Linked DNA regions of Homo sapiens: region 1 is linked to region 2. The links are chromatin contacts, found by Hi-C or POLR2A ChIA-PET in ENCODE. All regions are on one chromosome and are shown on one strand. The core of a region is the stretch at or near the end of the contact, and the rest is flanking DNA. Distances in the headings are between cores, read along the strand shown.

Evidence for each region. A loop is a pair of places that touch in the nucleus more often than their neighbours do. ChIA-PET counts read pairs that join two places held with the same protein, here RNA polymerase II (POLR2A). Pooled maps may share reads with other maps.
Region 1: a loop to region 2 is called in a pooled map, with 3 times the contacts of the local background. The contact joins the promoter of IL33 here to the enhancer-like site in region 2. A Hi-C loop is called at or near these places in 2 of 168 maps with a recorded cell type or tissue (ascending aorta and sigmoid colon) and 4 of 50 pooled maps. POLR2A ChIA-PET finds 5 or more read pairs at or near these places in 1 of 52 experiments (A673).

What each region holds. Positions count from the first base shown.
Region 1 is chr9:6,212,790-6,217,422 of GRCh38, forward strand. IL33 (interleukin 33) reads left to right here and starts at 3,018. Exons shown (of 8, transcript NM_033439.4): 1 at 3,018-3,063.
Region 2 is chr9:6,679,304-6,684,712 of GRCh38, forward strand. No RefSeq gene overlaps it. Among named protein-coding and RNA genes, the nearest start is that of LINC02851, 22 kb to the right of the region's middle. RefSeq lists enhancers at 1,616-1,995, 1,902-2,650, 2,116-2,405, 2,476-2,595, 4,164-4,423. Within about 2 kb of position 2,373, at least 41 of the 41 ENCODE cell types and tissues checked have a DNase peak (open chromatin) inside an H3K27ac peak, as active enhancers do; they include A673, ascending aorta and sigmoid colon, where a contact is called at or near this core.

The DNA of each region.
Region 1 (4,633 bases), core at 1,768-4,267, 470 kb before region 2:
CACCTTCCTCCATGTGAAGTATACCCTTTAAATTTTCATTTTTTAAGGTCTGTTGGTAGCAAAACATCAATTTGAACTTTCTTCCTTTGGGAATAAAATTGTGCAACCAGATCAAGTATATGTCTATGAGTCAGCAAAATTTTAGACAGTCACCCATATACCTTGCATCTACCCTGAAAGGAGGAAGTTAATAAGGCAGATTTGGGATTTGGGAAGTAGTGGGGTTAGGGATGAAGAACTATAAAAGTCACAAAACCTGGGGTAACCATATCTCAGTGTTTTCCTATTATTCTGGTCAAATGATTAATAACATTCTTTTCATTCTCAAAAATTTATGATTCAGATAACAAATTATACGATTACTAGAATAAAGTCTGTATGACCTAACCCTTAGTCGTCCTGCCTTCTAGAGCCATGCTTTCATCTTCATTCAACTAGCTACTTGAATAGCATGGAGTAACTTGTGGCAGTCCAATATTACCATTGAGTACAACCAGAAAGGCAGATCAGGAGAGAGCTGCTGAAGCACGAAGGATGAGGGGCTAAGATTCCATGGAGAGATTAGCTAACAGTAGTTAGCTACTTTTTAATAGTTACGAGAGCATTGGCCAAGGCAGGGAATCTGTATTTTACCAAGGTAGGAGGTCACTGCCAGGAGACAGAGAAATCACTGTTGATCGGTGTTGTGGGAATGAAGAGACAAAATTGGAAATTGGAAGGGCCAGGCCCCCAGCAAGAAGAGAGGGCTGGAGAACTGAACCTACATATAATGAGTTTCCTCTTCAAAACACTTGCCGAATTACGCAGCTGCATGGGGGCAAAGGCAAAAAAAAAAAAAAAAAAAAAAAAAATCAGCCTCTTAAAAGCAGAGCTGTGGTTTTAGCAGCCTTTTTGGTTTTGTTCTTGTTTCATAAAAAGTCAAGAGTTATAGTTCATGACTGCTGGGAGAAAATTGAATAATTTTTAGAAATTGTTTCATCCAGGCCAGACACAGTGGCTCACGCCTGTAATCCCAGCACTTTGGGAGGCCAAGGGGGGCAGATCACGAGGTCAGGAGATCGAGACCATCCTGGCTAACACAGTGAAACCCCGTCTCTACTACAAAATACAAAAAATTAGCCGGGCATGGTGGCGGGCGCCTGTAGTCCCAGCTACTCAGGAGGCTGAGGCAGGAGAATAGTGTGAACCTGGGAGGCGGAGCTTGAAGTGAGCTGAGATCACGCCACTGCACTCCAGCCTGGGCGACGGAGCGAGACTCCATCTCAAAATAAATAAATAAATAAATAAATAATTGTTTTATCCAAAAAAGAGCATAAGCCAGGGGGACAAAATAGCAGAGAAAAAAAGTAAGATAGTAGAAGCAAATTCAAATATATCAATAATTACAATAGATGTTCCAGTTCAAAGACAAATTATTGTCAAACTGGGAAAAAAAACCAGTATACTACTTATATGTGACACATCTTTAATGTAAGGACACAGAAAGTTTGAAAGAAAAAAGATGAAAAGAGATACACTATGTGAATACTAACCAAAAGAATGTTTGCAAAGCTCTGCTAATGGAGAAAGCAGACAAATGGACAAAGCAGACTTTAAGGCATGAAGCATAATTAGAGATAAAAAGAGAAATTTTTGAAATAATGAAGGAGGGTTCAATATACATAATAAAGATACATTATTCATCCTTTGTAATTTCCTCAGTATTTGCAAGAATTCCCAGAGTAGAGTATGCTAATATTCCCTTGGCTGTTACTTGTCACCCCTCCCTCCTATTTATTGCACACAGCTCAATTCCTGATTCATTCTTGTCATGTTGGCATCCTGTCCGCTTGCTTCACTGCTTTATCCAAAGGGCAGACATAGCCATCTTTCTTCATTACTCACAAATGCAACACTATGGCTTGTAGCAGATGATTGCTCAGGTTTGGGGATGATTAAAGGGGATTACTGCACAGAAAATGAAACAACTTTAAACAAGATAACAGAGTTCCTTAGTTGTTTTTTCCAAAGGGGACTCCATCATAGTCACATTTTCCCAAGCCTGGTCAGCCATCTGTTGCTGTCTCATTTTCTCTTTCCCCTGGATTCCAGAACCCTAACATTCTATCCTTCAACATGCCATGAGAAAAACTAAAAAATTCCTATTTCATTTTACAGTAAACTTTTTTCTGCTGCCCCTTTGTTTCAAGGTCACCCTTCTAATCTTGTAGATTGAATGGATGTAGAGGCTTGCTAGGGTAACAGTCCATCACAATATCCTTCTAAGTACAGCAGCAGTCTTCCTTCCAATGTGTGATCTTAGGATGTGGAATCAGTCCAAGTCTTAAAAGAGCATTACTTCATCCCTTTATTTTCTGCTACAGATGCCAAACGAGATGGAGAGAGGGTGAGTAGGAGCAAAATTTCTCATGAGGTAAGAAGAACAACTTCTCATGGGATCTATAGTACAGGATTTGCTTTTGTGATAAAGTATTATCTTCTGCGAGATTTTTGAGATGAATAGAAAGAAAAGATGAACAGTGGGGAGCAGGAAAGCCCGTCAGATATGTTGGAATACAGAGTATTTCAGAGCTTTTATTTGCAGACGAGCTGCTTATTACTGATAGGCCAAAGGGGGTCGCAAATTTCTATTATAAAGGAATTTGGAAGAATACACTGATCTCTTAATGAAGTTTGTAAATTAAGAAGCCAACGGCCAAAAGTGAATATATAAATGGCAACAGAATTTCAAAATGGACAGTGCTGAAGTTGAAGTTTAGGAGTTCAACTCCAAAGAGAGCCAAAACATAAAGTTTAGGGGCAGAAGAAGAATCATAATTGCTGGTTTAAAATATTCAGATGGAGGGAGGACGCAGAAAGTAGTGAGCCTTAGATGTTGACAGAATTGTAACTCTGTTGGCTCTTTACATGAGATTTCAAGCCTGCTAAAATCTCACCCGCCCAGATCTCCCTTCTAAGGCAATTTGGGTCTCTGCCAAACTTTGGCTAATAAAAAGAGTCTACAGACTCCTCCGAACACAGAGCTGCAGCTCTTCAGGGAAGAAATCAAAACAAGATCACAAGGTAAGACTGAATATTCTGGGAGATTTTTAGTCAGATTTTGCAAAGTTAAACCTTGGGAACCATGGAGAACTGTGTTTTTTTTTTTTTCCTGAAAAATAAATGATAAGGCCAATTTGTTATTATTGCTAATAGCAGTAAAAGTCAATGACAATAGCTGTTACTAACTTATAATTCCATTTGCTTTCCTTTGGGTGATTTGTAAAATTAATAAATTGCTGAAAGAGATTGTAATAGTTTTTATAGTAAATTCTGCCCCCTCCATGAAACTTTATTTTATTTTATTTTATGTTTTTTAAGAGATGGGATCTTGCTCTGTAGCGCAGGCTGGAGCACAGTGGCGTGATCCTAGCTCACTGCAGCCTCCAATTCCTGGGCTCAAGCAATCATCCCATCTCAGCTTCCCAAGCAGCTGGAACTACAGGCACACGCCACTATGCCTGGGTAATTTTTTTAGTTTATGTAGAGATAGGGTCTTTGCTTTGTTGCCAGGCTGGAAACTTTATAAAGCAAGTTGATAATTCTACTTCTAACTCCTAATGCTTACTCAAGACAAACATGCTTGCAATTGTTTACAAGTGGTTTTCAGTAAAAGGGGGACATCACTAAGTGTGGTGGTTCAAGCCTGTAATCCCAACACTTTGGGAGGCCGAGGTGGGTGAATCGCCTGAGGTCAGGAGTTTGCAGCCAGCCTGGCCAAGAGGATGAAACCCTGTCTCTACTAAAAATACAAAAACAAACAAACAAAACTAGCTGGGTGTGGTGGTGGGCACCTGTAATCCCAGCTACTCGGGAGGCTAAGGCAGGAGAATCGCTTGAACCCAGGAGGTGGAGGTTGCAGTGAGGCAAGATCATGCCATTACACTCCAGCCTGGGTAACAAGAGCTAAATGTCATCTCCAAAAAAAATGATGGAAACTTTGAATAAAAAATAGCTTCACAAAGAGGATTAGAGATGCACTAAATGAAGTAGTTTGGAATTGTTCTTTAGTTCTTTTTTCTTAATGGGACCTGACCCTGGACTTTAATCTCTGATCTGCACAGACAAAACCAATTCACTGAAACCATGGCATGGCAGTGAAGAGTTTAATTGACACAGGGCCAGCCAGCCATGCCACAGAGGATTCAAAGTTATTATTCAAATCTCCCCAAAAATTTGGAGGCTAGGGTTTTTCAAGGTTAGTTTGATGGGCAAAGGGCTTAGGGGAATAGGTGCTGCTGATTGGTTGGGAATAAAATCACAGGCATGTGAAAAATGGTCCTCGTGTATGCACTGAGTCTATTTCTGGGTGGGAGCCACAGAGTAGTCACTGGTCATCAGAAATGCAAAAGCCTGAACAGACATCTCTGAAGGTCAATCTTAGCTTATACAATAGTGATGTTATTTACAGTAGTCACTGGGGAAGTTGCAAATCTTGTGACCTCCAGAATCATGGCTAGTAATCATTTTACTATGCCTACATCTTAGCAGAATTCAGGACCCTCTCAAACTCCTAACTTGGTGGTCTTTCATTATTTTTACCAAGGTGGTTTACTTTTGGTGAAGGGTTATTATCATTTAAACCATACCCTAA
Region 2 (5,409 bases), core at 1,123-3,622:
ACCTGACCTCTACTAAATATACAAAAATTAGCCAGGTGTGGTGGCAGGCGCCTGTAATCCCAGCTACTTGAGAGGCAGAGGCAGGAGAATCACTTGAACCCAGGAGGCAGAGGTTGCAGTTAGCCGAGATCATGCCATTGCACTCCAGCACTCCAGCCTGGGCAACAGAGCAAAACTCCGTCTCAACAACAACAACAAAAAATTAGCCAGGAATGGTGGCACACACCTATAGTCCCAGTTACTCAGGAGGCTGAGGCACGAAAATCGCTTGAACCTTGGAGAGGGAGGTTGCAGTGAGCTGAGATCAAACCACTGCACTCTAGCCTGGGTGACAGAGTGAGATTCTGTCTCAAAAAAAAAAAAAAAAAAAAAAACCTTGAAAAAAATTCAGACACTGGAATTATCATAATACAGATTACAAAATAATTATGATTACTATGTTCCAAGGAATAAAATAATCCAACATACCAATTAGCAGGAAATAGGACAGAGAAACATGTTGAAATGGTCTATGTATATGGAATCATCAAAGTCACAACTCTGGGAAACTCTGTAGAGTTAAAGGCCCCAAGTTCTTAAACGCTTTCAACGCTTTACCATTAAGTAGGATGTTTGGTGTATGGTGTTTTGCAGATACCCTCTATAAGATTAATTTCTCTTCTATTCCTGGTTTTCCATGAGTGTTTATCATGAATAAGTGTTAAATTTAATAAATTATTCTACATTTATTAAGATGATATTTTCTCCATTAATTAGTTAGTATCTTCAATTACAGTAATTTGTCTTCTCATGTTAAAACAACCTAATTTGGCTGGACGAGGTGGCTCACGCCTGTAATCCCACCACTTTGGCAGGCGGGTGGATCACTTGAGGTCAGGAGTTTCAGACCAGCCTGGCCAATACGGTGAAACCCCCCCACCGTCTCTACTAAAAATACAAAAAAAATTAGCCGGGCGTGGTGACGCACGCCTGTAATCCCAGCTACTCGGGAGGCTGAGGCAGGAGAATCACTTGAATCCAGGAGGTGGAGGTTTCAAAAAAAAAAAAAAAAAAGAACAAAACGTCTCAAAAAAAAACCCCCACAAAACAGAACAAAACAAAAAACCACATAACTTGGCTATGGTATTATTCCTTTCACATAATACTAGATTTTGCTAATATTTTGCTTACAGAGTTTCCCGTCTAGACTCATGAGCAAAACTTGCATACACTTTTCCTTCCATTCGCTGTTCTCGTCAGGTTTTCCTATCAGGGTTATGCTAGGCCATTAAAAAGTTTAAAAGTGTTACCCGCTTTCATCTTCCTTCCCCCTTTTATTCTGGAACTATTAAAGACTGGAATTATGTTTTCCTCTTATATATCGTTCAATTTGCCAGGGAAGCCATGGTGGCTTGCAGTCTTCTTTGTTGGAAGACTTTGGACTACTCTTTCAATTTGTTACTAAACTATGTAGGTTTCCCATTTCCCTAAACATGGAAACAGAAGACCTCCTAGGACGTCTCCATTGCGGGAGGGAGACTGCAGAGGTCTCCGGCCACAGGACTGAGGAAAACCGCAAAAAGACGCGGTCACTACTAGGCGGAGTTAAACTATGGAGCCGGTACCCCCAATACCCTGCCCGGCAAGGCCGCCTCGTGACGTCCCCGTCTGACAGAGTCCCTCCCCATAGGGCCGCGACAGAACCACCGCACGATGGGACACGCGAGGGTAAGCTCAGGTCTCAGCGCATCGTGTGGGCGTCGGGACAGCGTCCTGGGCACCTGTTCCTTCCACCTGCTCAAATCTCTTTCCCTTCTATGAAGAAGGGGGCTCCGGGCCCCATCCCCAGGGAGCAAGAAGACGCAGAGGACCGCGCCGGTTCAGGTGCCGCTGGAGAAATGGAATCTGACGGAGAAACTGATCTGGGGCGGCAGCCCGCTAGGTTCGCCTGACTCACTAAATGCTACTACAGTGCCCCACACGGACTGCCACGAGCGGGTCACGTGACTGGACTCTGGATCGGCTGTGCTGTGATGGCCGCGTAGCGCGCTGCTGTGCGCGCGAGACTATAAGCCTCTGGGCCGCCGGTGCCTCCGCGCGGTCACCGCCTCCACCCGCCTGGCCGCTTCCCTCGGCGCATGCGTAGCACACCGACTCCAGGATTGTTTCCCAAATCCCACTTCCGCCACTTCCTCCTCCCGAGACCAGCCAAGCGCGCCTGGCTGTCTGCCCTTCTTGGGCTCTTGGGGAGAACGTGGTCCGGGAACTGGCAGTCACGGGGAGGCAGCACAAGAGGTTTTCGCCCTCATGTGCTGGTGCAACTATCGCGACCATCACCCTGAGAACTGGAGGAAGGGTGCCGCAGGCAAAGAGTGGCGCGCCTGCAGATTCGGTTCCGCGCTTGGGGCTCTCGCGAGACCCGGCGCTGGAGTGTGGACCGCGCGTGCCGGTGACGCGTGGTGCAGACACGTCGCCGGTGCCTCTCTCCCTAGGCCTTCCTGGGGGTGAGCTTCCGTCCCAGACGTCTTCGGTCCTACACTGCTTCCATTTCTTTTTTTTTTTTTTCCTTCTTTTTTTCTTTGAGACAGGGGCTCATTCTATCACCCAGGCTGGAGTGCAGCGGCGCGATCTCGGCCCACCGTAAGCTCCGCCTCCCGGGCTCAAGCGATCCTCCCACTTCAGCCTCCTGAGTAGCTGGGACTCCAGGTGAGCGCCCTGCTAATTTTATATTTTTGGTAGAGACGGGGTTTCGCCATGTTGCCCAGGCTGGTCTCAACTCCTGGTCTCAAGTGATCCGCCTGCCTTGGCCTTCCAAAGTGCTGGGCTTACAGGCGGGAGCCACTGCACCCAGCCCTACGCCCCATCTTTCTGGGTTTCTGCCTGGTATTGTTACATCTCCAACAGGCTTAACTCAAAGCTGACTTTCCGCCTGTGCTGTATCTGCCCCATGGTCCTTTAGAGTATATAAAATATAAATGGCACTTTGGGAGGCCGAGGCAGGAGGATTGCTTGAGCTCAGGAGTTACTGACCAGCCTGGGCAACATAGTGAGACCCCCGTCTCATTAAAAAATAATAATGCAGGCAGGGCGCAGTGGCTCATGCCTGTAAACCGAGCACTTTCGGAGGCCAAGGTGGGCGGATCGCCTGAGATTGGGAGTTCGAGACCAGCCTGACCAACATGGAGAAACCCCATCTCTACTAAAAATACAAAATTAGTTGGGCGTGGTGGTGCGTGCCTGTAATCCCAGCTATTCAGGAGGCTGAGGCAGGAGAATCGCTTGAACCCGGGAGACGGAGCTTACAGTGAGTCGAGATGAGCCACTGCACTCCAGCCTGGGCAACAAGAGCGAAACTCCATCTCAAATAATAATAATAATACAAATAAATAAATGTACACACACAAATAAATGGACTTGATAGCGATTTTTTTAGGTTTTCAGCTGCCCAATTCAAGAAATGTATTTCTTCTTGTCCCTGATTTCCGTCACTGTCCCAAGGCAGTGGGATTAAAGCACCACTACCGTTTTTAGATCCTTGTGTTTGGCATTCCATGTCCTCCTCTCAAGACGTTTGACGTAACTTTCTCCATCTGCTCTGTTGAAACATATGCTTCAAAATCTTTTTTTTTTTTTTTTTGAGACGGAGTCTCGCTCTGTTGCCCAGGCTGGAGTGCAGTGGCGCGATCTCGGCTCACTGCAAGCTCCGCCTCCCGGGTTCAAGTGATTCTCCTGCCTCAGCCTCCCAAGTAGCTAGGACTACAGGCGCCCGCCACCAAGCCCGGCTAATTTTTTGTATTTTTAGTAGAGACGGGGTTTCACCGTGTTAGCCAGGATGGTCTCGATCTCCTGACCTCGTGATCCACCTGCCTCGGCCTCCCAAATTGTTGGGATTACAGGCGTGAGCCACTGCACCCAGCCTACCAGCCTAGACCTAGTTTTAGTTCCTTTTTTTGCTTCACTCCATTGTAGCTTAGGAAGCTAGTTTCAATTCCGGATTCTACCGTCTATCTGTATGACTGGGCCTTTGGTCAGTCTTTCTAAAATGAAGATTGCTCATTTTACAAATGAGTAAAAACTACCTGACATGTAGTGCAGGCTTTGTAAAGCACTCATCATGCTGCTTGTCATACTGTAAGCACTGATATGGCATAGGAAACCCAACCCCCAAACATAGCACCTTGGAAGTTGAGAAAACAGCATATACTGGAAGGCCACTGTCACATCTCCCTCACCCGTCTCTGAAGCAGGCCATAAAGCCTAGGAAGGTCATCCTCTTATCTCTCTTGAAAACCCTCATGTGGCAGGTGTCCTGCCCTATATCAGGGTGGAAGGAATGTCACACAGGGACACCAAGAATAATCTGAACAAACAGGTCTTGCTAATCTCATGCCCCCAATTTATTACCGTGAGATCATACCCGCTTTGTTCAATCATACTTCTGCACAACTATCCACTTTCTCAAACCTATGCATAAAAGTACACAGACTTTTCTTTGGGTCATTTCCTTAGGAAGACTCCCCATCATGTAAAACTTATATTACACAAATTTGTATGCTTTTCTCTTGTTAATCTGTATTTTGTTATAGGAGTCTCAGCCATGAACCTTACCATGGTTAAGGAAAACTTGCTTTTTCTTCTCTACACACTCAAATAAATTAGTTTGCCTCCTTTTCCATGCTTACCCAATATAAAATAGTAAAATGCCTCTTTTTTTTTTTTTTTTTTTTTTTTTCTGAGAGGGAGTCTCGCTCTGTTGCCCAGGCTGGAGTGCAGTGGCGCGATCTCGGCTCACTGCAACCTCCGCCTCCCAGGTTCAAGCAATTCTCCAGCCTCAGCCTCCTGAGTAGCTCGGATTATAGGTGCCTGCCACCACGCGTGGCTAATTTTTGTATTTTTAGTAGAGAAAGGGTTTCGCCATAATGGTCAGGCTGGTCTCGAATTCCTGACCTGAGGTGATCCACCCATCTTGACCTCCCAAAGTGCTGGGATTGCAAGCGTGAGCCACTGCGCCCGGCCTAAAATGCCTCTTAGTAAGACTTAATTTCTGTCCAGGCATGGTGGTTCATGCCTGTAACCCCAACACTTTGGGAGGCCGAGGCGGGTGGATCACCTGAGGTCAGGAGTTCGAGACCAGCCTGGCCAACATGGTGAAACCCCATCTCTAATAAAAATACAAAAAGCATTAGCCGGGCATGGTGGCGGTGCCTGTAATCCCAGCTACTCGGGTGGCTGAGGCATGAGAATCACTTGAATCCGGGAGGTGGAGGTTGCAGTGAGCTGAGATGGCGCCACTGCACTCAAGCCTGGGTGACACAGCAAAAATCTGCCTCAAAAAAACAAAATAAAAAATGAGAAAAAATACTTAATTTGTGCTGTGCCACCAAAAAATGTGCATGCTAGAAACTGTACTTTACACTATGACATTTTATG